Linked DNA regions of Mus musculus: region 2 is linked to region 1. A link is a loop called in an ENCODE intact Hi-C map of the cell type or tissue named here. Cell type or tissue: gastrocnemius. All regions are shown on one strand. Each heading gives the region's core, and the rest is flanking DNA. Links, peaks and the distances in the headings are about the cores only.

Evidence for each region. A loop is a pair of places that touch in the nucleus more often than their neighbours do. Peaks named below come from ENCODE experiments on the same cell type or tissue, not always from the same donor. Only the 100,000 strongest peaks of a DNase experiment are listed, where the experiment ranks them.
Region 2: a loop joins it to region 1, with 3 times the contacts of the local background. A loop is called at or near these places in 17 of 42 quality-filtered maps.

Annotation. Positions count from the first base shown.
Region 1 is chr2:179,964,673-179,980,516 of GRCm38, forward strand. Taf4 (TATA-box binding protein associated factor 4) reads right to left here and starts at 11,974. Exons shown (of 15, transcript NM_001081092.1): 1 at 10,741-11,974. The coding sequence starts at 11,974. It overlaps 4921531C22Rik (RIKEN cDNA 4921531C22 gene), which reads left to right and starts at 12,181. Exons shown (of 2, transcript NR_033782.1): 1 at 12,181-12,520; 2 at 12,777-14,341. In gastrocnemius, for the core only: no CTCF peak of the experiment used is centred there; DNase peaks (open chromatin) are centred at 9,392, 10,111, 10,445, 10,773 and 2 more places; H3K4me3 peaks cover 3,519 bases; H3K27ac peaks cover 4,230 bases.
Region 2 is chr2:180,036,345-180,052,188 of GRCm38, forward strand. Psma7 (proteasome subunit alpha 7) reads right to left here and starts at 6,120. Exons shown (of 7, transcript NM_011969.2): 1 at 5,934-6,120; 2 at 3,009-3,135; 3 at 2,381-2,505; 4 at 1,721-1,843; 5 at 1,039-1,158; 6 at 594-656; 7 at 23-229. The coding sequence starts at 6,029. The coding sequence ends at 137. Ss18l1 (SS18, nBAF chromatin remodeling complex subunit like 1) reads left to right here and starts at 6,139. Exons shown (of 11, transcript NM_178750.5): 1 at 6,139-6,524. The coding sequence starts at 6,456. In gastrocnemius, for the core only: CTCF peaks have their summits at 6,198 and 9,211 (motif pointing left); DNase peaks (open chromatin) are centred at 5,683, 6,110, 6,388, 6,793 and 1 more place; H3K4me3 peaks cover 3,202 bases; H3K27ac peaks cover 2,636 bases.

The DNA of each region.
Region 1 (15,844 bases), core at 5,045-13,044:
CCAGACTGATTGGGGGATCAGGCTGCTCTGAGAGTCTAAATTTCAATCCAAAGGCAGCAGAGAACTCACACAGCTTCCTCAGCAGACCAGAAATCTGGTAGAGGAAGGACATCTTGTGCTCAAAGAGCATCTAAAGTGTTGTCTCAACCATGGAGACAGATATCTGTAACTATACAGTGTCACCATGGCCAGAAGTACACCTGCCACAGGTGCTGCACAATCCCCTCCAGTGCTGAGGCCGCTGTAAACACATGTAAGAACAAAGCTAGCTGCCAGAGCAGAAGGCTAACTGCAGCAACAGTCCCAGTCCCAGCTCCTGGCCTCCTCAAGAGAAACACAGTAACGTGACTGAGCAGTTCCTCAGTCCCCTGAAGTGCTGCCTGTGAAGTCTCTACCTCAGCAGCACAATGCTAGTCACAGAAAGTCGTGAGGAGTGACGCCCGCCACCCTATCTACACCAGGATACTGGTGGTGTCCTTTTCAGCCACTACCAGGCAATGAAGGAAGAGCCTTGCACAGGCTAGACAGAGACTCAAACGCTGTGCCCAAGCCCTCTTTTTACTTTGCATTGCAGGCACACTGGCCTTGAACTCCTGATCCTTCCACACCAGCCTTTAAGTAAGAAGCTGGGACTACAGACCGTGACACTAGGTCTGGCCCTAGTGCATTTCTGTCATCTAAGAATGGTGTTCATACATCTCCCAGTACATGTGTGTCATGTACAACCAATGCACACACTCAATATTCCACATGCACATACATATCACCTGGCCTCAAGCACTTCAGATGTCCATATGGTCATTGTCACATGTAGTCATGAGGTGTAACCCTCTGGGACCACGTCTGGGATGAGAAAGTCATACGACAATGATGCCAGGATTCTGGGAAAGCCAGGCTGGACAATGGGGTTTTAGGGCCATGATGCTAAGACAGCATAAGTCAGAAATCCCACAGAGCTGAATCTGGCCTACAAAGCATCCCAAGGGTGAGAGGTCATCTTCCTCTTCAACCTCCAATCAGCCCCCAGACAGTGATCACAAATGTGTGGCAACAGAGCCATGTCACAGGACCCAAGGGGTAAAATTAGAACCAATTAAAGCCTGGCAAGGCTTCCAAACCAGGAAACAGAGGTCAGAGGACAGAAGTCAAGAGATACCTGGAACCTGACAGTGTAATGAGCCTGGTGAGAAATTCCCTACAGCTCCTCACAGGACCAGAACTTCACTGAGTCACCCTAAAGTTTCACACACATTGATCCAAGTTTCCTCAGTGCTAAACTAAATTCTTCCCTAAGTGGCACCATCGTGGCTCCACCCACTTGCCAGAAGTGTCAGGAAAAACTTTGCAGGGTCCTGTATGGAATGCAGCTAACCAAGTGTCTCTAGAATGGAGAGGATAGTCTATTAGTAAACTGCACTCCAGTCTTACAGAGCTCTGCTCCCCAAACACAACCAGCAATAGTCTCTTACTCCCTCCACCTCTAGCACAAGGAATCTGAAGTTGAAGCTGAGCCTCCCTAGACTCCCTCTTGCCAACTCTGCCATATCCTAGGGCCTGCTCCTTGTCCCTCAGACCTCCCCTTGCTTTCCCATCGTACAGGTCCAATTCCCCAATATTCTTTGCACTTAGGAACAGCCAATTACCAAATTTTCCCAGCTGGAATTAGAGAAAGAGAGTTATGATGCTTTTGGGACAAGACTTAAGGACAAGGGGAAGCCCCTGCCCACTGCCTGCTGCTCTTGCAGCTGGCATGACTACAATAACTTATCTCATGGGCATTATCAGCCAGGGACCCTCGGCTACAAACAGGAGCTGCAAGGTGGAACAGAACTCAAAGAACTCAAATCAAAGGAGTCTTGTGAGACTGACAGAGCCCAGGCTAGAGAACACACTGAGTCACTGCACCAAACAGGCGCCCTGACTCCTAAGCACAATGAGCACTCCCCTAAGCAGATGCAGACACCAAGTATTCCCTATAGAAGCCCACTCCCTGCCAGATGTGTTAAGCACAAAAACAGACTTCAAAGTGAACCACAAGCAGGTCACTAAAAGCTGCCAACACACTGAGCTGCCAAGTCTCCTCACAGTGGCCTTTGGGTCTCTGGCAGGGCATTTTCCTGTTTATTCAGCACCTTCACACAGGAAATATCCCTACTAAGAGACTTTCAAGGTTCAGAGACAGGCCACAGACTGAAAGTTAGAACATCAGTACACAGTATGGAGCCTAAGGCAGCAGACACACTTGGCAGCTTGGCTGGGCTTGAGCCCACCTACAATGTCAAAGAGCCCAGTCACAGGGACAAACAGGAAGCACTGGTCCCCATAACAAAAAGGGTCCCAGGACACTGTCTATCTATGTCTCCATCTCCCACCCCCCATAGTTGGTTCTTCACCCCTGTCTGCTTAGGAGACCTTCCTCCCAAACCACCCCAGGCTTGAGGGACTCCACAGCCTACCCCAGAAACAAGTCACTGCTTCCAGGTGCAGGGCATGCCCATAGATCTTCCCACCATGATCATAAGGGCCACCAAATCTTCTTGACTCTCAAATCCTTTCCTCTACCTGGGCTCCGGATTATGTTCACTACCCAACATTCCCACTCAGACATAACACATCAAACCCTGCACATTCCACCCAGGGGTCATCCATCAGTATGGCCCATGTATCAGACTCACTGACAAGACCACCTAACCAGTCCCCAGAGCTGCAGCCATGAGCAAGCCCCACTAATGCTCAGCTCACACCACCACTAGGATTCTGCCTCTGTCCAGCCCCCACAACAACTTTGTATTCCACAGCTCACAGACCCAAAAGGGACCACAAAACAAAGTTTGATTCTGTCACTACCCTGACTAAACCCTCAACAGCTGGTTCCCAGGTGAAAGAAATCTCAATTCCTAGACCAAACCAACACAGCCTCACCTCCTACTACCCTTCTCCCACGCCCATTGCCTTCCCCAGTCGTTCCCTGGACAGACGGTGTATGGCTGGCCCCTCTCTTCACTCCCAGGAAGGCCCTCCCTGCCTAGCATCACCTCTTGGCCATAGGCACCCATGAGAGCCAGAAATATATTTTGAAATTCCTCTGTCAAGTACCTGGCCCCACACAAGAGCCATGCCAGAAGAGCCGGGGTCTGCAGCTGTGAGACCCTGACTCAGCATGCTCACGGGGCAGCATGTATTTTTAGGTGCAGTTCTGCAAGTACATAGTGAGTGAGATCAGCCAGCATGCCCCAGCACCAACCACACTAACAAGACCCACACCAGCTGAGTCACAGACACAATCAAAGGACAATTACATAGGCCCTATGCGTTATTACTGATTCCAAAAAAAGTCATATTTTGGCAATGCTTATTGAAGTGTAAACTGGCCTAGCCCCTGCAAAGTAATTTCTATCAAGGCCTAGAAAATGCTCAACCATCAGATATGCAGGTATATGTGGAGATATGAAAGTAAGGGTGGGCCATTACAGCAGGCTGGGACACCTCAGCACAGGGTCTGCACAGGCTGAGGTGCCCGCAGTGCAACAAAGCCTCAAAAACCAATGAGGGCTAGGAGAGCACAGAAAACCTGAGGGCAAGGCAAGGCTAGCCACACTCCTCAGCAGGGCAGGGGAAGGTTCTAACTTTATGATATCAAATATATCATAAGAAGAGGCAGAAATGGTCAGCCCTCACAGGAAAGTCTAGGCAAAGAGCAACGACAAAAGACTTATTTTCCTCTCACTAACTTCGCAACTTCCTATAGTAAATACAAACTTAAAATCAGAAAAAGCGCCGGGCAGTGGTGCCTTTAATCCCAGCACTTGGGAGGCAGAGGCAGGCGGATTTCTAAGTTCGAGGCCAGCCTGGTCTACAGAGTGAGTTCCAGGACAGCCAGGGCTACACAGAGAAACCCTGACTCAAAAAAAAAAAAAAAAATCAGAAAAAGCAGGCTGGAAAATACTAATGCCCTGCAACCCTGGGGCAGGGAAACCACCAGGTGTGGTGCTCCATACCTGTAACTCCACACAGCACTTTAGAGGCAGGGGTAAGACATCCTGGGCTACACATGGAGACCCTGTCCAAACAAGTCAGCCCGAAAGGCTTTCTTTCAAACACCTTCAAACAACCACTGCTTGAGGGACAGTAATGCTCTGAATCCCTTCACAGGGTCAGCTGAGCACCAAGCAGGCCATGCTGTGAGTGGGAACTTGTGCAGCCATCAAGTCAGGGCTCCCCTGCTAAGACCCAAAGTCTCTCAAAGACTAATCCTGAGGGCTGGGGGAGAACTCAGCTGATGAAGTGTTTGTTGCATAAGTGTGAGGATCTATCTGAGTCTGAGCCCCAGTACCCATATAAACAGCCAGGGCACGCACTTGTCACCCAGCACTAGACAAGCACTGTCCATGGATCCCAAGGGCTTGTTGGCCAGCCAGTCCATCCTACTTGCTGAGTACCAGCCAGTGAGAGACCCTTCTCAACAAAAAGGTAGTCGGTAGGTGAGAAACACCTTCCAATAACCTGTGGCCTCTCTATCAAGCTGTAAGACACACACACACACACACACACACACACACACACACACCACAGTGGGAATAGGTTAATTGAAAAGCAAGGGGCTGGGGAATAGTTCAGGCAGTAAAATACTTGCTGTGCACACAGGAAGACCTGAGTTTAACCCAAAGCACACTCTGAACAAGTCAAGCATGGCAGCTCCGCTACCATCTCCGAGCTGGTGAGGCAGAGAAAGGAGGACCCCTGAGCTGTGCTGGCAGCCAGGCTACAGCTTTATCAAGCCCTAGGTTCCATGAGCAACCTTGTCTTTTTTAAGGGGGTAGGGAGACACCATATACTATGCACACACATGCAAATACAAACTGGTACACACAGGGAAAAACTGAATCTTAAGCCCCCATCCCCATGTACACAGGAAGTAAGAAGCAGGCTCTTTCCCTCCCTTCTTTGCCACTCTGTAACAGGTCATCAGCCAAAGACCCTTCCTTTGTCCCTGCCAGCACCTTCTGAAAAGTGCTGTCAGATCTCAGCCTCTGCCGGGGCCTGTGCGCTGGGCCGCATACCCCAGGTCTGACTCTGCAGGAAGCTCTAGGCAGTAGCCCTGGATGGGGAGGGCTCAGTTCTTTTTGCTGCTCAGCATCAACTAAGACCTCAGTCCCTCAAATTAAACGCCTTCAGATCCACACAGCAGACTCACTACTAAGGTCTCATTCTAAAGCCAGATATCCAGTTTGTCACAAGAACCAGAAGTCCCCCAGAGCAATGACTCCAAAACCCAAGGTCATCAGCACCACCCACCTGCATGTTGTAGGTGCACTCCCTGCAAGTTTGAGCCCACAGAAACCGGTGCCTTCCTCAGGGCCACTCTACCACTCAGAGGACAGGACCTTACAAAATGGTCCCTCAACACCTCAGGAAGGAGACAGAGACGGCCGGCCCAGTGAGTAAAGGCACTGCTATGCTCTGCAAGCTGGCACCCTAAGTTTGATCCCCAAAACCCACAGAAAGGTAGCAGGGACGACTGACTGTCCACACCTCTGTCCACTCTTCTCATGTGTGCTGAAGCACATGCACCCATACACCATGTGCACACACACTAACAGTCTGTGCACACACTAACACACCATGTGCACACACACTAACAGTCTGTGCACACACTAACACACCATGTGTACACACTAACACACCATGTGCACACACACTAACAGTATGTGCACACACTAACACACCATGTGCACACACTAACACACCATGTGCACACACACTAACAGTATGTGCACACACTAACACAGTATGTGCACACACACTAACAGTATGTGCACACACTAACACACCATGTGCACACACACTAACAGTCTGTGCACACACTAACACACCATGTGTGCACACACTAACAGTCTGTGCACACACTAACACAGTATGTGCACACACACTAACAGTGTGCTTAAAGCTCCAGGAGGAGAGGAAAAGGCTCTCCCGAACTTCACAGACTCTCAGAGTGGCAAAAGGCCTAGCTTCCAGCAACCCCTCCTACCAGAACATGATTGTAGAGCAAACTGCAGGTCTGCATGCAGCACACTGGCCCCATACACAGCAGCAAGCTGCTTGGGCAGACAGGTCACAAAAGAACAGGGTAAAAGTGGATTCTAACTGTGGGCAATGTTAGCTCTTAAAGATTTTCAAGCTCTTATGTCTTTGGTACAAATATTCAAAAGAAGGTAAAAAACCAAAACTTTCACAGCCCTAGCATAAAATATAAAACTCCTACTTCTTAGACATAACTGTGCAGTGCCTGATCTGCCAAGCAGTTCTAAAGAACTGGCCCAACTGCACTCAAACCAACATCCAGGTAACCCTGGCTTCAGCACAGGCACAAAGCTGCACAGCACCCAGACTTCCTACACAAAAGCCCCCCTCTCCCATCTTCTTAACTTAATCTAGCAGTTTTAGTGCTAGCCAAGGCCTGACTAAAAGACTGCCAACAACAGCCCTGAACAGCAGCTGCATCCCAGACCAGGCAAGGAGAGGCTCATGGAGAAAAGCAAAGTTGCTCCTTCAAACTCCACAAACTGCTTCAGACCTTAGGCAGTTTCTACAGAACTTTACATCTTTGCTTCAAGATTTGCAAAAAGAGAAAAAAGAAAAAGAAAAAAAAGCAGCTATAATGATTTGATCAGCCCGGATATAACCTGCTATTTATAAAAGCTGTTTCCAAATTTACATTGTAAGTGGAAGAAAGTGCACATTTACACAGAGGCAGTCTTTGAAAGCATCCTGGAACACCCTGACTTAAGTACTACCCCACCAAGCCACTCCATTCAGGGCAGGGGGCTGAGTGAGGTAGACATGGTTCTGATCCAGTGGCCTCTCTGGGGCAATTGTGAAGAGGTTTCCCAGTGGCCGATCTTCCCTCCTTCACTCATTCCTACCCAAGCCAGGGGGTACTCTTCTTAGGAGCCCTAGTATACAAGAATCTGCCCAGAAGTGCAGTGCATATACATAGAGACCAATAAGCCAAGTATAACAGCATACACTAGCACCCAGGAAGCTAGAACTGAAGGACCTCAAGCAAGGCCTACATGGGCTATAGAATGAGAGTCCCAGACAACCTAATGAGAGACCCTGCCTCTTAAAAACCAAAACAAAGAGTTGAGCTGATATGATGGGTTCTCCCCAAGGTCAGAGCCTTTGCTTGAACACACAGCATGAAGTGTGGATGAGCCCACCATCCTGAAATGCTCACAGACCCTCTACTACTACCAAAACACAACAATGCTGAACAGCTCCAAAAACAGCTGCAAATGCCAGTCATCATCCCATCACCACACTGCCCGAAGATGACAATGACAGGCCAGCTGTGAATCTGATGGGAAAGGAGACCCACTCCTAGTCTTCCAAAGTGCACCACTGCCCGAGTTATGGTTACCAAAATGTTTCTCCTCTTCCTCCTCTTCTTCTTCTTCCTCCTCCTCCAGCAGCAGCAGCAAACTAGGTTACAACCTTTGGCCTAAAGCCAGGCCCTAGTGAGGTCCTCCCATAGGTAGCATGTGGCTCTGTGGGTGGTGGCCACCCCAGCATTGTCCACTCAGAGCAAGACAACCTGCCCCAAACTTCTTGTCCACTGGGTAAGACTTTTCACTGGAATAAAACTAACCTTAAAAAGACTGTTACCATCCTTCAAGCAGGGAAAGGATCAGGGAACTAGGACTAAAGTGCAGCTGTGCCCATCCATGTCTCATCCTGTGGGGCAATGGACAACTTCCTATTCACTCAGCAGAGACAAACTTTACAGTCAGACAAACTGAGGCTCCATAAGCAAACAGCAACTGTGACCTCGAGTAAGAAAAGCTAAAGTTCCAAGAATGTTCCTCTTGGTTGCTGCTGCCAAAGTTGGCCTTCAGAACCCCAGCCCATAACCCCTCCAGAACTCCACCCTGAGCTGCCTGAGAATCTATCTGCCCAACAACTCAGGCAGACCCAAATGTGGTGAGCCACTAATCCACATCCACGTGTGGGAACCAGCACCTGACACCTGTGTCACTCCAGAGCCACAGCATCCAAGCCAACAGAAGGAATGTTTGCTCCTACACAGAGAACCTATGATTTAGCCAAGTTCTAGAGCAACATGAGAGTAAATTCAATACCAAGGTAGAATGAGCACACGTAAAAGAAAATGCTAATTTGCCAAGTTAGAAAAACAGCCTGCAGGACAGCATCCTCACCCAGAACTCTCAAAGTCACCAGAGCACACACTAACTCTGAGGTTCTCTCACCTGCCCTTTTGACAACTATAGTCACACTGTGACATGCCTCTATCTCCTCCTGACATGTGCACCTGCCATCCAGCAATCTGAGAACTATCTAAAGCTCTCATTGTGGATCAAACTTAGACTTTGGCACCAGCAAACCACCAGCAAGTCACAACCACAGTAACATCCCAGTCCCTTTAGAAACTTGTCCTGACAGGGAAGATCGGGGCTCCGGTTGCTTAAAAAAATAAAAGAAATTAAAAAACAAGTTCAAGGTACTTATTAGAAGTTCCTGGTGAATGCTGAAGATTAAACTTGATCTCACAGACCTCAGGGTGAAGCCTGTGTCCCTCCCCTCCCCCAGCATGACCTCTCTCATGAGGGCACTGGGAGGGACTCAGCCCTTTTCACACTCCTCTCAACTGCCAATGGTATGCTATTCCACTTGACACCTATGTGTAGCCTTGAAACCTGCCTCCCCCTCTCTCTCCACTTTACCGTGCAAAGGCTGCTATTGGCTAAACAACGTTTTATTAGAACCTATTTTCATCTTTCCTGAGTATATTTTATTATAAAAGCTATCAATGAAGGAGGAACATCAGTTAGAAAAAGTTCTGCCTACGCAGTTACAGGACAAAACTAGGATGCTTGCATCCTCTGACTACGCCTCCCCGTCTTGTTTAAAAAGATGTCGGTTTTCTAGCACTGGTGGTAATGGTTTTAAGCACCAAACATTAGCTTAGCTTTGGGTGTTTTTAAAGTAAGGTAATCAATCAGCACTCCTTATCAAAACAGCAACAGAAGCCAGGGGTACAGAGGATGGGTGTGAGTTTTCTCTTTTTTAGAAAGCATGTGGGACTTTGAAGCAGAGCTCTGGGTGTCTGCTACACACCAGACTCTGCCCTACTCTCCAGCACAAGCATGGGGGCTGATGCAGACGCAGACGCAGAGACGTGCAAATAATGAACATGTTTACATTTCCCCCAAGGAGTTATCTTCTGCTCTACACGCCAACTCTGAACCTGACCTGGAAAAGGAGGCAGCAGTGGTGCAGACAGCAGCCAATGCCCTTTTCAAATGACATCGTCCTTCTCCCAGGGAGACGGACTTCACTTGTGCAGCACTCAAAAGCAAAGGAGCCAGGGTAAGCCAGGATTGCTATGGAAGGATGCCATGGGCACCTGACTAAGCCAGCTTTCCTGATAAAAGGACAATGTGGGCACATACTTGCATTGGGGAAGTCCGTGTTAAAGTACTGTGGCATTTCGAACAGCAGACTACAAGCACAAAATGCATCTTAAACTATAAATATCAGCCATACTTTCCACCCAGAGGTCAGAATGAAGATAATGAACAAGGCATTTCAATTTCACACACAAAACACACACACACACAGCCACCCCACACACACACACACACCCTGCTCACTTCTCAGCAAACCCCAGATGTGTGGCAAGAGACATCTGCAGTTCCTAGGCCTTATGTCACACCCAGCGCCTCCTCAGAGCATGGCAGCCCCTGCAACCTCTCAAACACTTCTGGGTCCTATATCCCCATAGATAGGGCAGGTATCTCTGGACCTTTGATGAGCCTTCCCAATCCTCATTGACTTCCACAGCAAAACCCAATTCTAAAGATGCTGTAGGTCTTTCAACGTGACCCAAACCACTTTTAAGAAAACAGGAGAGGACACAGTAGCAGCATGTTTTCTAATTCTCTACTACTGCCACCGCGGCGGGCGGGCGGGCGGGCGGCGCTGCTACTACTGCTTGCACATGTCACCGTGTAATACCGGAGGAGCGCACAGGGCTTGCTCCGGCCCAGGGTTCTGTGGGAACACTCCTGCAGAGGACTCTCAAACAAAAGCAGGCTACAAGCGAGGAAAGGAGCCACTCGACAAACCCAAGGGACCCTTAGGAATTCGAGGACAACAGAGTCAGAACATGTGTGGAATCTGCAAGAGCCGAGACAGCTCCTGTGTCCCAGAATCCACATCACCATGATCTCCTGCATCCGCAGACCCCTACGCACTAAGTGTCCTACTGACCTCCAGGGATGGCAACAACAAAAAACACCCAGGGTCCACTTTCAGGCACTGATGACCACTAAACGCCTGCTCCCAGCATGGAGTCCCCAACCGGCTTCCCTGGCAACAGGAAAGCCCATGCCGCCTTCCACAGACTTCATTAGCATGCCCGTGAGTAGTCGGTTCGCCCTCTCTTGACCTCACCTGAGGAAGGAGAGAGAAGGGCCCCTCGGCTATACGGTGGTAGCCCAGAGCATCCGAATGGGACAGCAGAGTTCCCCGAGGGATCTGGGAGCTCCAGGACTGGGACGCCCTCAAAACTGGCAGGTCACCTGGGCAGGGGCCGCCCCTCGGCCTCTCGGGCCACCCGACTAGGGCACGGTCCCAGAATGCAGCCCAGAACTTCCTGGAACGCCAGGGCAGCCTGGTGCACCCGCCCTCGGCCTCCCGCCGCGCGCTGCCACTCACCTGGGGGCAGCTGGAAGTTCTGGATGTTGGTCGGGTTCTGCGGCGGCTGCGGCAGGCGCGGGGCCAGCACGGTGGGCGTCAGCGTGGCCCGGATAGCGCCGGTGGTGGCCGCCGGCGTCCGAGGCAGGCTGGGGGTCGCCGCGGCCGCACCCTTCGCCAGCCCCGCGGGGGTCCCGGGCGCAGGCCCCGGCAGCGCGCCCGGCATGGCGGGCCCGAGCAGCACACTGCCCGCCGCGCCCCCGCCCGCGACCCCCGCCGCCGCCGCCGCCGCCGCCGGCCCCGGCCCGGGCCCCGGTCCGGGCTTGGGCGCCTCGGCCTTGGCCCCCTGCGCGCCCGCGCCCGGCTGGCCCAACCCCGCGGCGCCCCCGGAGGCCGCGGCGGGGGCAGGAGCGGCCCCGTTCTGCGCGGCGGCGGCAGCGGCGGCGGCGGCGGCAGCGGCAGCGGGTGACACGGGGGGCGCGGGCGCGGCGGGGTGCCCGGGCGGCCGGGCTGGCGCGACAGGCGCTGGGGGCGCGGGCGGCGGGGGCGCGGCGGGCGCGGGCGCGGCGGGCGGCGAGGGCGCGGCGGGCGCGGGGGCCGCCTGGATGACAGAGCCGGCGGCGGGCGGCGGCGCGGGCCCGTTGTTGACCGGGCTGACAGCAGGTGCGGCGTGCGGCGCGGTGGGCGGCGCGGCGCTCCCATTCAAAGTTTGCGCGGCGCCGGGGCCGGGCGGGCCAGGCGGGCCGGGCTTGGAGGCGCCGGGGCCGGCGGGTGGGGCGGCGGCGGCGGGATCCGGCCCCGCGACGGCGGCGGCGGTGGCGGCGGCAGCGGCAGCGGCGGCGGGGCAGGGCCCCGCGCTGGCCTCGGGCAGCGGCCTCAGCTTGGCGGGCGCCGGCGCGGGCCCTGCGGGGACAAGCAAGCGGCGCGGTGAGCTGGAGCCCGGGCGCCGCGGGCCCCCACCCGCCGGCCGCGCTCTACCTGCGGGGGGCGGCTCCGGCGCCGCTGCGGGCGCGCCCTCGGCGGAGGCGGCCGGCCCTGCGCCCGCGGCTCCGGCCGGGCTGCCGCTCACAACATGGTTCCCGAGCGCGCCGGCGGCCGCGGCCCGCAGCTCGGGCGTGCGCGGCGCGAGGTGGTGGTGGTGGGCCGCGCTGGCCGCCAGCTGCGACTCGAGCGAGCCCACCAGATCGCTCACCACTTTCTCGTCCACCTCGCTGTTGAAGAAGACCTCGTCCAGCAGATCCGAGCCCGCCGCCATCTTTCCTCCTCGCCGCCGCCGCCGCCGCCGCTCGGCCGAGCGCGCCTGGGCAGGAGGAGGTTCCAGCGGGGCGGGGGGCGGTGCGCGGGGCGGGCGGGGGCGCGGCGCGCAGGGAGGGGGGAGGGGCGGCCCACTGCGCAGGCGCGCCGACACGCACCGCCCACGCCCGCGCCCCTGTGGCCTCCGATTGGCTGCGGCGGGCTCTTAAAAGACGCGGCCAATGGCTGCGAGCGCCAGAGGCCGGGGAGCAGGCTAGGCGCTGGGTGCTGGTCGGCTGTTGGAGCGCTGGTGGGAATGGCAGCGGGGCCGGGAGAGCGGCGGCTCTAGGCGCCGGGTGGGTCGCGGCAGCCGGCTGCGGGGTTCGCCCTTTGTCTGCACCCTTCCAAAATGGCTGCGGCCAGGGCGGGCGGTGACAGCTGCGCGGGCGCTCCCGGGGCCCCGGCGGTCAGAGAGGAGCAGGAGTCCTGGCACGAAGGCGCTTTCGGGGCGGAGAGGTGCGCAGAGGACGCCGCGGACACGACGGGTCAGCTCCCCTGACTTACAGCGGTTAGTACGAGGGCCGTGCACACCCCGGACGAAGCTGGACATCCGGAAGCTGATTTGTTCTTTATTTACTTTTCTCGTGGGGGAGGGGGGGGTTGGTTGTAAATCCTCTAAACTGATGCTTGCTGGCACTTTGTAGGAACATTTTCGTTACCATTTCTCCCCTTTCTTTCTGGGTGTTTTCTTAACCAAAAGGCCGTCTTATTGGACATCGCTATGGATTTCGTCTTTCCTTTTTTTTTTTTTTTTTTTTGAAAAGGCCGAAAACAAATTCCAGATGGCAAAGCTTGTTGGGGACCTCAACGCAACTGACCTTCCTAGAATCATCGTCACCTCTGAAGAGACTTGCCACGGTCTGCACAGATCCAGCACTGGGGAATGAGGAATTTGACACTGTAATTTTTTTTTTTTCCTTTCGTGCCTTGAAAGAGACTCTTCCCACCAGCTTTTACTACCCACACACACCCTCCATGCACTCGGAAGATGAAGGCAGGAGGAAAAGGAGTTCAACCTTTGTTATGCATTTAGTTGGAGGCCAGCCTGGGGGTCTTGTGGGGCCCTGTATCAAAAAGGTGAGGTGAGAACTATTCTCTCAAAAGCAGAGTATAAACTCTCAGCCTGTGTGCTGATCCTGTCCCAGCCTTTTAAACTAAATGAGTTATATAACTACTATACAAACCCCACCCTACCCCAGCTGTCCTCTAAGCAATAGTCTACCTAAGGAACTGTGCGCCTTGAAGCCAAAAAACAAAACAAACAAACAAACCCCACAGTGCCCTCACTTGCAAAGTGTGCTTGGGAATCCTTAAATAACAGAAATTTTGTTCTTGAACATCAGCCTCCAGATTTGGAAAGCCAGTAAAAAGAAAGAGACAATGAGGAAGCAGGTTGGGTGCTAGAAGCCAGTATAGGCTTGACACACACTAGAAGGAACAGAAATTCACAGTTGTAAATAAAACCCACGAGTCTTCTTTTGACACAGGAGAACACGTTCAGGGCCAAGAGCATCATCCTGAGTGAGTGGGACACTACTTAGTCACAGCCCCCAGCCACAAGTCACAGAATTCTTTACTCTTGATAATGGTTTGAAGATTTTAAAGTGGACCAAAGGATCAGAAGGTTCTTGCTAATCCTCTTGATGCCGGTTAATGGGACCCACCAGTTAGGTGTACAGTAGCCTGTACCCCGAAGCCATTAGGTGACAGGGAGCACAACAATGAGAGCCATAGCAAAGCCCAGGCTCTGGAGCTCACAGGCCTCTTGGTACCACGGTACACAGCCTCCTTCCATTCTTAAGCATCTGCTAATGACACAGCCCCTGAGCCACCAAGACTTAAGTTACAGGTGCAGGGTTTAGGGTCTGTGCCCACCAGTCCCTTCATTCCTTGCTGCAGAGCCCAGTGTGGGAGCCACACATCTTTCAGGTAGCTGTTTTCAAGTGCAGAGCTCTTAAGACTGAAGTGGGTGGAGCTAAAAAGTCTCCTCCCCTCCTCAAAATCTATATGCAAGGGGCAGTAGACACTATTAAAGCCTTAACCTTTGTCACTCTGGAGACTGAAGAACAAATTTTCTTTAAATTGTCTCTCCCTTTGATACATTGCCATAGGCCATTATGACTTTCATAGTTTGAACTAGCATTAAAAGAGAAAAGGAAGAATCATTAAATATAAAGTATAAATAAAACACCCATTTTGTAGAAACAGGGGACAACCTTTTGCAAGTAGGTTCCTGCCACCATAGGTTTAAGGGATCAAATTTTTATCAGGCTAATATGGCAACTACTTTTATCTGCTTAACCATTTCACCAGCACAAGATGTTTAATTAAAAAAAAAAAAAAAAAAGGCAAAGCGGAGGGATAAGGAGATGGCTCGCTTGGTGAAATGATAGGATATGAGTTGAATCCCAGTACCCACATGAAAACACTGGGTATAGCAGCATGCATCTGTAATCCCAGCTATGGGGAGGTGGGGATCACAGTATTCCTGGGTCTCACTGGCCCAGAAAGTGTAGTGAAATATCCTGTCTCAAAAAATAAGAATGATTGAGGAATACACCTGTATACCTGATGCTGACCTCTAACCTCCATGCATACATGCACGCACCACAGAGAGACAGACAGACAGACAGACAGAGACACAGGCAAGAGTGCACACTAGATGGTAGCTGGAGACCTCAAACTGGTTCCTGCTTTCTGGGTGATTGTGTCAGGCACCCTTACCTTGTGGTAGCTTCAGCCATCTCTGGACTCACCTGGCTATGGTCTCTCCTTTATTTTGTTTTGACAGAGCATCTTGTGTTGCACATGCTAGCCTTGATAGGCTCATTCCATCCTGTCAGCCTTTCACATAGCTGGTACCTCTCATCTTCTAGTGATACCAGTTCCTGGATTTGGGACCTACCAAATTCCAAGATCACTTTGAAAAGTTTTTAACACATTACAACTGCAACTCCTTTGCTTGAGACCAGGCTTGGGTGGCCACCAGTCTTAGGACTAATGCATTGAGTGCTCTCTGCAAGGCCAAAGAGGAACTGAGGTTAGAAGGCTTAAGTTTGTGGCTGGGTCTCACTCTTGGTAAGGGTATAAAGCCAAGTCTCAGACACTAAGGTTGCTGGGCACTAGTAGCACTCTTCCCATGCTGAGGTTAGCTATCCTTTTGTCCACACGTCAATGGACATCATGGGTCTGGTGTCTGCTCCTCCTGCCTTCTCCTTTTGAAACTAACCCCGGTCTCCAGAGCCAGCTGTCTATAAAACTCCAGAATGACTCATGACAACATTCTCTTGGCTGACTCCCACAAAGGACTAACTATAGCTGTGTGACCGGGTTTACAGTTCAGCTCAGAGGAGCTTACTCAGAGTGCATGAGGGAGCCCAGCCTGTCAGCATGCCTGCACTTGGCTTCCCGAGCCTCCACCTCCCGAGTGTTTCATCATCAGCCTCACTTCCCAGGAAAAGGCAGCCATACCTCCTGCGAGGTGCACTGTCGCTCTGCTCTATCCGGTGGTTCCCTGAGGGTTTCCTTTTTGGTTGATTTCTAATAAAACTTGCCTCCCCCACCCCCACCCCCCATTCAGCTCACATGTCCAGTTTATAAAATCCTAACTCAATTTGGAACAGAGTATAGTGGTACACACATATAGTACCAGCACTTCAGAAGTGGAAGCAGGAATTGTTCAAGGCCAGCCTCAGCTACATAATAATGTGGAGAGCTGCTGGTCCACATAAAACTGTCTTGAAAGATAAAAAATAAACAACAATAACAGCAAAACCCCAGCAAACCTCAACTCACGTCCCTGAAAACTTAGTGCCGTTAAGTGTTGAATGAT
Region 2 (15,844 bases), core at 4,568-12,567, 71 kb after region 1:
CCAAATGACGACAGGTTCTCATCACAGAGTTAAAAAATGTAGTAGTTTATTGAACTCGGACAAATGGCCACAAGGCCCACAGCACCGAGGCTTGCCCGGATAGAGGCTCAAAGCTGCTCTGACCAGTGCCTCTTCATCAAGATGCTTTCTTTTGCTTCTTCTTTTCATTTTCTTCTTTCTCCTTCTCAATTTCAGCAACATACTTCTCAATTTCTTCAGGATTTAGAATCTGCTCCACAAGAAGCATCACGGTTAATCTCTCCACACAGGGCACAAACAGCGCCACAGAGTAGGGAGGCTACTTTTTAACGGCCCTATGGAGTGCTTCTGGGAGCAAGGCATGACCTCGAAGCAGAGGGAGTCAGATGGGAGTGGGAATGTTGTTAAGCAAGGGCCAGGAGCTAATAGGAAACAGCCCTGTGAGAAAGTAAACTTCAGAGGCAAATATCACAGGGCCTGGGGAGGTTTTTCCCCAAGTCATTTCAGTCCTGTAAGCTAAGAAAATGACACCAATAAAGCAAAACTCAATGTCAGTACACACCCATAACTGGGTATGCAAGGTTCAGAGCCCTTCCACCCAAAAGTAGGCTTACCTTGAGCGGCTGATCCCGCCTCATGACGGCAAGTTCGATGTTTTTGCCACCTGACTGGACCACCTTGAAGAAGGCAAAGAGTCAAGGTGTGTCTGGCCTCAAAGATGGAACATCTATTGTCCCAAATGCTGCCTAGTCATGCCTACTCAAGCAAGGTGCCCCTGTAACCTCCAGCCTGCACAGCAATGGCCCCTGGGGCTCAAGGCCTGTATTTCCAGCTCTGTTCACTCTGGCTTAGCCTACATGCACTCCAACTCCACAGTTCAGCATCACAAGCCTCTGGAAGAGACCCCAGTCACCTGAGCCGGGCATTCTACAGCACAGCACTGTTTCTCATGCTAACCCAACTGACCAAGCTGTATAAAGAACCCATCAACCATGCCACTGTCACCCAGCAGGCCTGCCCTGTTAGGGGTGGGGGGTGGGGTCTCCTGAGTACACTCACCTCTAACAGTGCCTTGATCACAAGTTTGATGGTCAGATCATCTGTTTCAATGGCATCATCTGTGTAGTTCTTCTCCAGAAATTCACGCACTGACTTGGCGCCCCGGCCTATGGCATTGGCCTAAAACACATGTGTGTCTTAGTAGAGCCAGTCTAAGTAGCTGGCTAGAGGCTGCCTCCCTCCTTCATGGTCTACAGTTGGCTCTCCAGAAGTGAAGGCACAGACCCAAGTCCTACTTTTTTTTTTTTTTTGAAAAGGCTATTATCACCTGGTGTTGATCCTTGCCAACAATGAAAGTTTTTTTTTTTGTTGTTTTTTTGGAGACAGGGTTTCTCTGTATAGCCCTGGCTGTCCTGGAGCTCACTTTGTAGACCAGGCTGGCCTCAAGAAATCCGCCTGCCTCTGCCTCCCGAGTGCTGGGATTAAAGGCGTGCGCCACCGCACCCGGTGAAAGTTCTTTATTATCAAGAGCCACTTAGGGAGATTTCACTCTAGGTCCTCTCACAATCCCATTCCCCATTGATACAATGCCAAATGGGAATGTAGAATGTTCCGATTTCATACACACGACATGGAACAAACAGGCAGTGCGTGTAGAACTAAGCTCAGAGATTATCTGTTTGCTGTTGCTAGCTCAGTACCTTCCAATAGCCTAAAGTTCCACTGTTTTGAAACGACTTACCTTCCAAGCATGGTATGTGCCCGAGGGGTCAGTCTGATAGAGTCTGGGAGTGCCATCAAAGTCAAAACCCACAATTAGGGCCGAGATACCAAATGGCCTGCGCCCATTGCTCTGTGTATAACGCTGAAAGGAAAAAAAAAGTGAGCACCATCAACCACAAAAGTTCATGCCAGACAAGTGGTTAGTGCCGAGAGAAAAGGAAGCCACCTGCAATTCAGATGGATGGAGAACAGCCTTTAGTGCACCCCTTCCTCTTAGACACACCCAAAGATTTATTTATGTGCGTTGTGTCTTGTGTCAGGAGGAGGGATTAGATCTCTCACAAATGGAGTTAGAGACTGCTTGTAAGCTACTTTGTGAGTGCTGGGAATTGAACCTGGGTCCTCAGAGCAGCTAATGTCCTTAACTGCTGAGATTATTGGAAGTCATCTCAACACAGGCTGACATGTTCCAGCTATAAGCTGTCTCTAAAGTTTGAGTGTCTTACTACAGAGTTGGGGGTGCCTTTCAGCACCCTCTCAACCAGAGTAGCAAGACAAATACTCGTACTCCCCTCCAGAGAACAGAGTCAGGATGAATCCAAGCCAGAAGAGACAACAGACTGGCAAGATGAAGTCACACAGCACCCTGATGGCGGACAGTGCCTAAGCAAGCACCTACCTGCTTCAGACTCGCAATGTAGCGGGTGATGTACTCCACAGTCACTGGGTCCTCCACTGTCAGCCGGTGGCTCTGGCACTCTACCCGGGCTCTGTTGATGACTATCCTTGCATCAGCGGTGAGACCTGAGACAAAGGTTCCTGTCAGGGCAGCTCATGGATACGACTAAGGTCAAGAACGTCAAGCCACATCCCAAAGCACACCAGCTTCTGCAAGCTGTTCCAAGAAGCAAGTACACGAACAACTGTGGATGCAGTCATGCTGGCACTCAGTTTTGTTTAGGGAATTGCGACTTCTTAGGTTGGATCTGTTGAGGATGATACCTGACATCTCTAGTGCAAGTGAGGCTCAGCAAGGAGGCTCCTGTCATCCCTCCAACCACAGGTGCTCCTGGACCGGAGAGTCAGGAACTGTTGCTGATACAGACATGACTAACAGCAGCAGTCAGGTCCAAGAATCCCCAGGAGAGATCCCAAGCTACAACTGCTGTTCTTGCTCTGTAGTCCAGGCTAGCCTGGAACTCAGCGGCTCATATCCACTTCATTTACCCAGTTTATACGTGTCACAACTGCCCATCCCCTCCAACCTGTCACCAATGCTCTGCTTGCCACCCTGGTTCAACTTATACCTGCAAAGGCCATACAGACGTTATCGTCCAAGGCGCAGATTTTTCGTACTGTTCTTTCATCTTGTAGCTTGGCCACTGATTTTTTTTCCACACCAAGAACAACAATGTCCTTTCCTCGAACACCAACCTTAAATGAAAATACATGTCACTTTTAAGAATCGTATGAGGACAGCTATTATTTTCTGACACAGCAGAATGGAGTGGGTTAGGCACATACAGATAGGCTTGGTGCAGGAGCCCTGCAGAAAAGTAAATCCACCCATATCTGGTCTACCGCTTGACAAACTGTACCACAATGAGGATCCAGATCCGCTCCTGAGGACCAGGACAAGTTATCAGGACCTGAATGCCAATTTCATGCCCTCAAAGCACTGAGGCGGTTACAACTGTATCACTGAGACCCTGAGTAGAAGCCTGAGGTGACTAAACCCCAGGCCACAATCCTGCCTGTTCACACTGCATGCACATAGTACTGGCAGGACCCGGTATGCTACAAAGTGAAGCACAATCCACTGTTTAAGACACCCCCACCCCCCTGCCCATGGCTGCGATTGTAGAAGGGAGGACGTGGTCCCTGTATAGACAGGGGAAAATGGGCCAGGGGATGTGGAATGGCATTTGCCCAGCACCAAAATCAAAATCAAACCAAAAAATTTTGTAGGCTATTTGGTCATACTGTTGATGGTGTTGTTTACTAAAAGACAAAACATTTTTTTAGCTGTGGTTCAGCCTCAGCTCACACCTTTAGCCCAAGGACTTTCTGCTTGAATATTGTAAACGAGATTAAATAAAGTCAAGAGGCAGGACATGCAACCAGCTGGCCAGAAGTGAAGATTATTTAAAAACAAAAACAAAAACCATAGAGTAAGAAGAAATCATGAGGATGGATAGAGACAAAGGAAGCAGAAAGGAGGGACATTCAGTTTGAAGGTTTTTTGAGTCAGCATGAGAAGGGGCAGGATTCCTGGTGGGACACTGACTGAGGAAGGTCAGCTGGGCTCTTCTCTGCCTCTAGGAGCCAGTAGGCTTTCACTCCAGTATCTGGTTCCTGAGTCTTCATTGGTAAAATCCAGCGATTGAAATTTTGTTAAAACAACAACAAAACCCCACAATAAACCCAGGAAACCTCACTTAACCCTTCAATCAAGAGAGGAACAGAAACAAATGTAGCAATCCCGGAAAGGGTGGTTGGGTAGAGGGCACCGCCCCTTGCCAGCTCCCTCTGATGTGGAACAGGATTCCCGGGCCCAGACCTCCAGATACCAGGAACCTCCCACAAGGCTCACCAAGGGCCTGGAGTGATTTCACACGTTCCTTCTGTGTTGATTCCTGTGACCTACAGGATCCAAAGCTAGCTGGATGCAGCAGGCAGCTGCCAGTTGGGAGCACTGGAGACAGGCACCCCAGATTCTAGAACATTCCTACTGAATGCGTGGAGCCCAGAGGTCTATACACTGGTGTCTTCCTCAACCCTTCTCCAACGTCAAAAGCAGTTTTACTTTTAAGTATGTTGTGTCTGTGCCTCTGAGTACAGCTGCCCATGGAGGCCAGAGGTGCTGGAGCCCTTGGAGCTTAAGTGTAAGGCAGTTTTGATCCTTAGAATCTGGGTGCTGGAAACTAAATTCAGTACTCTTCAAGAACAGATCTGCACCCTTCAACTGCCAAATCATCTCTCCAGCCCTCCAACTTGTTTTTTGAGATAGGGTCTCACACTGAACCTGAAGCTCACAGATTCTGCTACACTTACTGATCAGCAAGCCCAGTGTATCCTCCTGCCTCTGCCTCCCAGACTGGGATTCCAGGCATGTCACCAGGTGCAGTGCAGGGAGCCACCTCACTGGCCTCACAGGTTTTTCTTTTGTTAGACGGTTTCTCACTAGCTGTATCTCTTGGGTTTGGAGTGATGGCTCAGCGGCTGCTCTTCCACAGGACCCCAGGTTCAATTCCCAGCACCCATATGGCAACTCTAGTTCCAGGGAATCTGACACTCTCACACAGATATATACATATAGACAAACGGCCAAACGCACATAAAAATAACTTTTAAAATAATAAATTAATAATGCACACACACAACCACAAAGAGTCTTTATAGTTTTAGAAGTCTTTAGGGTCTCTAGATTTAGAAGCCCAGGCTGGCTTTGTACTTGTGAGATTTTTCGAGCCTCAACCTTCTAAATGCCAGGATTATACAGGCCTGCACTTCCAAGCCCTGTCATTCCAGAGTTCTTGGGTGGATTGGGTCACCAAAAGCTTTGGGGTTTTAGTTTCAAGGAGATAAAATACCTGGGAAATGTAAGCGTTTCAAGACTCGGAACCACGTGTGTTCCGGAAGATCCGGTGACTCGGGAAAAACAAAAACCAAAACTAAAACTGTCTCACTGCTGGCGCTTACAGGTGTGGGGAGTCCTTTTCCAAACAGTGCTAAGGACTGAACAAAACTGGGGCGCGGTGAGAAGGGCCCACCGGAACCAGAACACGGCGTCGGTGGCGCATGCGGACCCGGAAGCAGCCTGTCACCATCGCAGGGCCGACGAATCGCCCTTTGTTCACAACGCCCACCTGGGCCTAGCTCGCAGATCCCCAAGTCCCCGCCGGCGCCGGCTACAGCCAGCCTCCCGCCGCCCGCGCGCACCTGCGGCCTCCGCCGTCCGCGCCGCGCGCACAGCACCAAGATGGCCCCGGCCCAGCCCCGGGGATGCGCTCGCCTAGATGCTCCGCAGTGGGGAAGCCAGAAAAAATCGCCCGGCTCTCCGGGAAGCGCGGCGCGGTCCCCGCGACCTGGTGCCCTTCCTACGTCGTCACCATTCAGCTCCCGTCACCTCCTGGTCCACCCGCCGCCAGCAGATAGCGCGGCCCCCGCGCCCAGGTCTGCGTGCCCCGCTTCCTTTTGCACCCCGTCGCTCAGGCCCCGGGCCGGCTCACCGCGGTGGAGCCCTTTTTGACCGCCTCCTGCGCGTACTCCACTTGGAAGAGGTGGCCGTCGGGCGAGAAGACGGTGATGGCGCGGTCGTAGCTCATCACTGCGGACGCACTAGCTCGGGCCGCCGCCGCTCAAAAGCGCACACTCACCGTCAGCGCCCCGCCCTCCCGGGCCACGCTGCTGGCGTCTGGCGTCAGGGGGACGTGCGGCACGGCGGGGCGGGGCAGGGCGGGCGGAACCACCGAAGCTCAGCACAGGGGGCGGTGTACCGGCTACCGGCTGGACGAAGAGCGCAGGCCGGGTGCAGGGGGCCTCCGCGCGGTATCCTGACCTGGGAGGCAGTCGCGTAAGGCGTGGGGACGCGGGGGACTCGAGCGCGCATTGGCGACAGGCAGGCGGGCGAGCCCACGGCACCGCGCCCCCCGTGTCCCCGCCCCCGCTCTGCGGAGAATGGGCACCTCGGGCCGCGGGGCGCAGCCGGAGAATAAACCCCAATGATCACGGGCTGAGTCCGCGCCACCACCATGTCCGTGGCCTTCGCGTCGGCGCGGCCGAGAGGCAAAGGGGAGGTCACTCAGCAGACCATCCAGAAGGTGGGCATGGCCGAGGGGGTACAGAGTGCGGGTGGGCGCGGGGCACGAACAAAGCCGGGGCACAGCCCGCCGCACGGAGCCCTGACGGCGGCTCCCCGCGCCCCCAGGAAAGCCTGCGCCAACTTTGCTGGAGGCACTGGCAGCGGGGGCCCGGCGGCCGCAGGGGGTGGGGACCCCGGAGCGCGTTGCGCGTTCTTCTCCCAGAGCGCCCCAGGCAGCAGACGCAACAGAGCGAGACGCCAGGGCCCGCGGCCCCTCCAGCCGGGGCGGGGGCTTGTCGCGCTCTGCTGACAGCCGTGGTAGCGACGGTCGCGCGCCTTTGCGCGATGCTTGGCGAGTGGAGAAGGGGGAGCAGGCAGCCTGGAGGCGCGCCGCTGCGGCGAGCTGGCCGCTCTTGTGAGGTACTGCGGTGCCCTGCACAAAGGAACGCATCCAAAGTGTGCGTGCCATTTCCAGAGCCCGCACCGCTGTCCAGAGCTTGCTGCACGCGGCGGACTTGAGGCTAGCGCAGCCCCGCCCCCGCTCGGGCCACTGGGTATCCGCGAGCCTCGCCTTCTGCACCCTGGCTTCAGACACCGCAGGTTTGTCCTGCAGTCTCTCAGTTTCATCCTTTAGTTTGGGCCAGTTTCTCAGAGAAGGCGTTTGCGTGGGTGTGTGGACGTCTTTAACAAAAGGAAGCTTTAAGTTTTGGCTTGGACACTTTAGCTTCTTACTGTTTGCCTTCGCGGTTCCAGGCATCTTTCTTACGCGATGGCTTTTCCTAATTCTGGTTCCTTTTACAGAATTCTTGAATTCTTTTGAGCCAGTTAGTTCCCAAAGGAAATTGGCCTCTCTACTCCCTCAGAGGCTTGTGGGGATTTTCTTCGCTTGTCGCCTGTTTCCCAGATCACCCTTGCTATCCTCCTTAGGAACATAATGGTTATCACTGTTGGCAAGTCCTAGTTAGCAGGGGAGATTATTGGAGGAAAGCAGAAATGCAGGTTTTATAGATCTTGCCACATTTAACTTTTTGCAGAAGTGACTTAGTGAAGGAGGCTACAGAGGCTACGTGGTAAAGCTAATAGTAGCCCTTCCGTGTGGCTCCACAGGCTGCTGTCTGTGTGGCCATGAACTAGGAGCCTTGGTTGGTGGAGGGTGGAGTACTCCACACATTGGCAGTCCAGACAGTGCCCAGGCACTCTGGCTGCTGGATCTTAACAGTCACTCTTTCCAGTGCCACTTTTGGCTTCAACATTTTTAGTCAGTAGTCAAACGTGCTCATCAAAGATCCTCAGTTTCTCCAGGCAAAGGTGTATTGGAGGACTACGCCAAACATCAGATCACAAAGAGGAGATGTTGGCTGACCTCAGCTCAGGGCAGAAATTCAGCCTGTGCATCTTTGGAAGTGGGTCTTAAGTTTAGCCTGTCAAGGTCCTTAACCTGGTAGGGCTGGCAATTCACTTCCTGTCTCTGTGAATCCTTTACTGGGGAGTCTGAGAAGGCCTGAGGGGGGATGTGTCATGTACTTAAACCGTGCACTCTGACCTGGCCTGATGATGCGCCACTGCAGTTACATTCTGCAGCATATGTGGCAAGACGGTCTGAGAACAGCCTGAGCTACATGATAAGTTCAAAGGCAGCTCAAGATGTGTGTGTGTGTGCTAACCAGCCCATGATGAGACCACTGGGGAGAGCTAGGAGTTCCAGAGAAGGAGAAGGCCAGTGGGTGGTGAAAGCAAAGGAAATAACAGCGCGTTCTTGGAGGACGGATCCTACTCAACCGTCACAGCCCGCAATGTCCTCTCCTCAATCTTGTCTCGACAGTCACAAGGCCATTGTAGTACTTGGAGGTATTGCTGGTGGCATATGAGTTAGCATGTAATGAAGTGGCCTTTGCTGGTCCGTAGTCTTGCATGGTACACCCTATAAACTATAAAATCCATAGCACAGGTTCTGCCTAGGCGAATGTATTCGTGTCCCATAACTTCCCTGACTGGCCACAACCCAGGTGACATTAGACAACAGTTTTCATTCACTCACTCTGTCAAGGTGTGAAGAGTGGCTGGCTGCCTTCCTTCTCTCACGAAGTTCTGGGGGAGGCTACCTCATACCTTCCCAGCTTCTGGTGGCTCCCACAGCCTTTGGTGTCCTTTGGTCTGCGATGAGATCTCTGTTTTCCTCTTCTGGGATCTCCTCGCCTGTTTTTCTGACTCTTCTCAGAAGCATACCATTCTTATAAGGTAACAAACATTGGTTTGCAGATAGCCTTCTTTCCAAGTTTGGGGCTTTCCATAGAAGTAAGAGTATGAGGTCAGGAAATTTGAGCAAGCTTTGAATCGTTCTAGATGTGGCCTGCAGGGAGGGAGTGGTGACCCAGAGTGGGAGTCTGGAGAGCTGCCCTGACCTGGAGCAAGTGACCTTGTGACAGAGCACTGGCACCTAACGAGGATGTAGTCAGAACTGTGCTTTTGTGTGGACAATGTGTGTGCCTGGGATCCTGAAGTGGAACTACAGCTGGCTAGAGCCCTCAGAGACACCACTGGCCAAGGACCAACTCTAACTCTGTCTTTCTCTCCACTAGCTGAGGGCTATAGTATCCCAATGTCCAGCACTGTGCGCTCCTGGTGCAACCAGCCAGGGTATAGTGCAGTGATTTGGGTGGCTGCATGCCTATTAGAAGGCCCACTGGACGCCCCCTGCTGTTTCATGTAACAATTACACAATAAAAGTTACATATCTCTATTGCTGATTATTATTATTATTTACATGCATGGGTACATGTGCCACAGTGTACAGGTGGAGGTCAGAGGATTATGGAGTCACGTCCTTCTCCTTTGACTGGGGTTCCAGTCTCCAGGCTTTTTTGGGGGTGGGGGTTAGGTGTTTTGTTTTTTGGTTTTTTTTTTTTTGGTTTTTTTTTTTTTTGGTTTTTGGAGACAGGGTTTCTCTGTATAGCTCTGGCTGTCCTGGAACTAACTCACTCTGTAGACCAGGCTGGCCTCGAACTCAGAAATCCTGCCTGCCTCTGCCTCCCAAGTGCTGGGACTAAAGGCGTGCACCACCAACACCCAGCGTCCAGGCTTCTAAAGTCAATCCTATTAATAAGGCACTTTGGCTGCTTGGAACATTAGAGCTGTCCCCATAACGGTGAATGATGTGTGGAGCTGAGTCTGAGTCCCCTATTAAAGTGGAAGAGTAATGGCTCTTGGGTAGCTGTTCTTGAGCAACAGTACTTCCTAGGGGGGCACAAGGTTTCTCCTCCCATCTCTGGAATGGGGAAGGAATGATATCCCTTCATTCCTCAGTCTGGAGTTCACCTTGGGGAGGGAACAGCCCTTTGGCCTCTTTGCTTTCTGTCAGGCAGAGAACCACTCTGCATGGTTCTCAGCCTGATCCTTGCATTCCTTGGATGGAGAGAAGTGGGGACAGGTGTTCTTTGGAAAGAGACACACAGGCCTGTACCCTCTGCTCACTGAGGCCTGGCTGGAAACACTCCCAAGAAGACAGCTCTGGCCAAAGGCCAGATCTGTTCCCCAGTCTCAAAGTGGGAGTCACTTGGAGCAGGATTCAGTGTCCGCCACCTCCCTACACCCCATCTTTTGTGTGCCTTGGGAAAGAACACCTATCCCATTTGGTATGTGGTGTTCTGCCTTAGGCATGTTCCTAGATTACTGGACCATCGCGCTTGACTACCACTATCTCTGTGCTTGGAGCCCAGGGACATTTCCAGAAAGTCCCCAAGCTACAGGTGAGGAACACACTGTGTCCAGCAGGTGCAGTGAGGGCTAGATATGAGCACCAGCAAATGGCGCGGAACTGAAGCTGGAGGAAAGCAGCCAAGCTTCAGAGCCTAGTTCATGGAGTGTGTGTGGGAGAGAAAGGCCTGAAGGAGTGAGGGGTGGGGGACTGTGGGATGCTGTGTAGAACAGGCTGTGGGCAGGATCCATTTGCTACCTTTCAGATTGTGTCTAGTTGTAAGCATGTACACATGGGGTCCTCTGGTGTAGAGGAATTTTAATTCAGCTGCTCTGGCAAGGAATCACATCCAAAGACCTTCTGGTCTGTATGAGCTGGCTGGAGTGCAGACACTCTCTTAGTCCACAACTTCACTTCCTGACAATGAAGGGAAGGTTAGCTTATAGAAGGAAGCAGCCATGCTTGAAAGCTGTGTTCAATTGAGGGGCAGACAAAGTGACAAATCAGAGAAAGATTTGACAGAATGAGTCAGGCATGGGATACATCCAAGCAACACACACACACACACACACACACACACACACAAAACAACACAGCAAAGAGAGGCAACTTAAAAGTAATGAGAGAGGAGGCTGGAGAGATGGCTCAGAGGTTAAGAGCGTTGACTGCTCTTCCAGAGATCCTGAGTTTAAATCCCAGCAACCACATGGTGGCTCACAACCATCTGTAATGGGATCTGATGCCCTCTTTTGGTGTGTCTGAAGACAGCTACAGTGTACTCACATACAAATAAATAAATCTTTTTTTTTTTTTTTAAAGATTAGTGAGAAGAAAAGAAGATTGTGCGTGTGTGTTTGTGTGTGTGTATGTATTGGTTTACTGAAACAGGTTGTGTGTGTGTGTGTGTGTGTGTGTGTGTGTGTGTGTGTGTGAGTTTTACTGAAACAGGTTGCAGAGAGAAGCCAGACACAGGTGAAAATAGAACAAGCCAGAGAATGAGAAGGAGCCAGAAGATCAGAACATATTGCCTATGTTCTAAGGCCATGGTATGAATAGGAGGCCAAGCAGAACAATTCAATCAAAAGCAGAGAGCAGGCAGATTGAATCAGTCAGCTTGGAAGATTAGATTGTATGCAGGTTAGAAGCTTCCAGGCCCAGGCCTAGGGATAGGGATAGTTAGCATACAGAAAAGAAATGCTCTGGGCTCAGCCCAAGCCGTGTATTTGCATAGCTTGAGAGCAGCTCTTACCCCATCATCTGAGGAAATGAAAGTGATGTTTACACTCTGGACTGTGTGAGAGCAAAGAGGGCTGCTCCGGCTTCTTGGGCTCAAATCCTCTTCCATCATTTCTTCTTGACACGTGCTTTTGGGCCTCAGTTTCCTGCTTTTAGAGGGAAGGTGATGTTGAGTTAAAGCCAGTTGAGCAGTATGGATGGACCAGACCATCTTGGTCCCGTTTTGCAAGAGTGCTGAGGCCTCTGTAGGAAATGGTAGAAAACCGTGGCCAGTCCAGAATCCTGTAAAGAGGCGGTTGGTGGCATGCAGTTTGGATTCATCTGAACATGCAGGGTTTTAACGTCATCTGCCATCTGTGTGTACCTTTCCCCAGTGCTGAGATTTTCATGGAGGCAGGGAGATGTGCTGTGCTGAGCTAACTCAGTCTTCTCAGTATTCAAAGATGCACAGGACCAGAAATGACACCCGTGTTGTCTCAGGAAGGTGGAAACATACTGTACCTGTGGTCGTGTACTTAACTGCGTGTGTAGTCTTTGAAAACGGGACATCTGCGTTAAGCGTGGTAGTGAGACTACAAGGCTGTGTGTTCCTCCCACGTGCACGGCCTGTGTGTGTGTGATTTGGGGACTGCTTGGAAGCTTGCACAGCTAATTCATGTCTTGTGCAGTGGGTGAATGTTCAGTAGGGCTGCAGCACTCTCCCGGAGTGTGCTTAGGTCGGGCATCGGCCTCCCGGAAATGACTCAAAGAGAGCTGCATCACCAAAGGCTTCTCTACCATGGGTGACAGCTCACAAAGCTGGGAGCTTGCGGCAGACTGCACAGACTGCAGACTGCTCGGCAGATTGGAGAGCCTCTTCCAGGTGGGTGGGTTTGTCTGGGAGTCTGCTCAGTGGTTCTTACTCCTTATATACTCCTGAGGCCTAGTGAGTCTGGTCAGTTTCAGGGACTTCCTGAAGCTATTTTGAGTTGTTTACTTCTTGTCTTAAGGACGGTCCCTGTAGAATGGACTGTTTCACTTCTCAGAAAATCCTGTCCTAAAATGCAGTGTATCTCACCTCCCCTTTCACATCCTGGTCTTTAGAGAGTTTTTCTCTAGGATGGAAGGGAACAGAAAACAAGGAGATGAGAGGGACAGTTGTGCTCAGGACCTCAGCCCATGGACTGGAATCATTCACAGTGGATGATGGGTCTTCTTACCCCAGTCTAATCTAGGTAATCCTTCAGTTGTGGGCACTTGTGAGCTTTCTGAGTAGGTGCTAGGTATTGAACTCAGGTCCTCTGCAAGATCAGCACTCACCCTTAACCACCGAGTCATTTCTCCATCCCTATTGTTTTGATTTTTAACAAGGTCTCACTGTGTAGTTCCCACTGGCCTAGAACCCACAATGTAGACCAGGTTAGCCTTCAATTTCTGACACTCTTTCTGCCTGCTATTGGTGTTCTTGGCACGCATTGTTTGGTTTGGTTTGGTTTGGTTTGATTTTTGCCTCTCTGTGGTTTTTATTCCACATATTAGCACACCTGTGCATGGCTGCTGTGGCAGAGGTTTGGAGGTCTGTGTTGGTTTTATTTGTTGGTTTGTGTTTGGTTTGGTTTTTTGAGACAGGGTTTCTCTGTGTAGCCCTGGCTGTGCTGGAACTAACTGCAGACCAGGCTGGCCTCGACTTAGAGATCTACCTGTTCCTGCCTCCTGAGTGCTGTGATTAAAAGCATGAGCCACCCATACCCAACCATTTTTTAGAAAGATTTATTTATGCTTTTATATATGTGTATATGTGTAAACTCTGTATATATATATATATCACACATATATATGCAAATGTGTATATATATATATATATATATACACACACACACAGAGTGGGGATGAGGGGAGTGAGTGCTCTATTTGCATGCTAGAAGAGGGCATTGGATCCCATTACAGGTGGTTGTGAGCCACCACGTGGTTGCTGGGAATTGAACTCAGGACTTCTGGAAGAATATTTAGTTCTCTTAATCAGTGAGTCATTTCTCCAGCCATATTTTTTTTTTTTTGTTTTTTGAGACAAGGTTTCTCTGTGTAGCTCTGGCTGTCCTGGAACTCACTGTGTAGATCAGGCTGGCCTTATACTCACAGAAATCTGCCTTTCTCTGTGTCCAAGTGCTGGGATTAAAAGCATGCACCTATATTGCCCAGCACCCTATATTAATTTTAAGTAGCTCTGTGATCTTTCATTTATATAGTAACTTGTCTTTATTCTTGTGTTCTGAATTTTGAGTTGATGTTTTCTTCATGATCTTGGTTGCTCCAAGTGTTGGCCATTGAGACCCAATCTGTGGGATCAGTTTGGAGTTCCACATGTTAGGCAGATGCGCTGCCACTGGACTGTACACCCAGCCTTTGGGTCTAGTGTCTGACCCGGAGGACAGGCTTCCTCCATAGGCTGATGCTGGCCATCATAAACAGCCCTGTTGAGACTGGGAGAGGTCCCTGTGTGACAGCTGAGATGCTCTCTGCCTTCCAGTGGTGGCTCTCCCTTCCCTCATCCCTGCCAGCAGAGTACAGGCAGGGGACAGCCCTGTCCTGAGCCTTGGCCACCCACCAGTGTCCAGGTCTTACCTAAGCAAGCCAGCACCCTGTTTGCTGTTTTAAGAAAGCATGGGCTGGAGATGTGGCTCAGCAGTGAAGCATGTACTGCCCTTGCTGAGGATCCAGGTTCAGTTCCTAGCACCCCCATTGAGCAGCTCACAATCACCTGTAACTCCAGCTCTAGGGGATGCGATCCCCCTCTTCTGGCCCCTCTGGGTACCTGCACACGTCACACACATACTAGCACACAAGTTAACATACATACATAGTTAAAAAAAAACAAATCTTTTTTTGTTTTGTTTTGTTTTGTTTTTCGAGACAGGGTTTCTCTATATAGTCCTGGCTATCCTGGAACTTACTCAGTAGACCAGGCTGGCCTCAAACTCAGAAATCCACCTGCCTCTGCCTCCCAAGTGCTGGGATTAAAGGCATGAGCCACCACTGCCCAGCACTAAGAAACAAATCTTAAAACGACACCAGTTCAGTGCTTGCAAATGCTCAGTTCTGTGTGAATCGGCACTGTCCCTCTATGTGGCTGGCTGTACCGTAGAGCTGTCAGCAGCCGCTCTGCATCTTCCTTTAGGCTGTTGTGGCTTTCATGACAACCTGGACATGCTGTAGGGGTTTTACTTTGTGTCCTTGGGAAGAGCCTCTCCTTGAGAGTGAGGGTTTGAAGAAGAGGATTCTGGGAGCCTTGCTTGTGTGTGTGTGTTGGGGGGTGTGCGGGGAGAGAGGTGAGTGAAAGTCCTTACCTGCCCTTTAGATCATAAGCAGCTTCTGTGTGGCAGCGCCCCCTGGTGGACACTCAGTCCAGGAAAACAGTGGAGAGGAGGCGCTTTAAAGGAAGTAAGGAGCTGGACAGAGGAGAGGTTCTATAGGCTGAGGTGTGAGCTGGTCTCAGGCAGAGGGCAGGTCCAGGGACCCACAATGCAAAGTAGAGGGAAGGGCAGCCGGCAGCCTAAAGGAACAGGGCAAGTGTGTGTTTTTGTGAAGGTGGAGGAAGGGCCTGCCTGGTGTGAGCGCTTGAGTACAGACCCTGTGTGGCACAGGAAGTGGCAGGTATTCCTGGCGTCCTCCCCCAGGGACACTGGTCACTCCAGGTAAAAAGTGGCTCAGAGCTGTGCCTGCTGGCTGTCCTCTGCCCACTGGCTTGCCACACTTCTTCTGTCCCCTCCCATCCCTCCCTCTGCCTTTCTCAGATGCCCTTCAAGGACCATCAGGCGACAGAAGACCCTTGTGTACCGTGCCTGTCCATAAGCTTGGCCCCCTTCACTCACAAGCAATTTCACGCCCAGTGTCCCTGATACCCCACCCAGTGTTACTGGTCACTAGAACCAGCACATGCCAGAACCGCCCTAGGGGCTGTGGAGGTCAGACTTACATGACTGAGTTTGGGAAGAGTGTGCTACAGTCTCCAAGAGACAAGACAGCACATCCAGGATACCTCTGGAGCTCAGCCCAGTGCCTCCCAGCGCTACCACGTGTACCATCCACCTGGGCAGGTACAGGCCTGGGATCTGCATTTCTGACCAGTGTGGGCTGTGCCTGTTGGAGGGAGGGTCAGCTTCCTTCTCCCTAGAACAGAGACTCTGGCTTGCACCACATTTCTGGCAGCCCACTGTCCTCTAGCATGTTCATGCCTGACCATTCACATACCACTCCATGCTTCTAATCCAGACCCTATATGATGTGTAAGACAGTCTCAGAAAAGTGCCAGCCTCTGCAGAGTGTAGCCTGGGCCTCTGCCCCCTTCCTTTCATGTCCTCAGGGCTCAGGGAGGTCAGTGTTCTCATTGTCTTGCCTAGCCTTATGTATCTACAGTGCCTCCTACTGGCCGT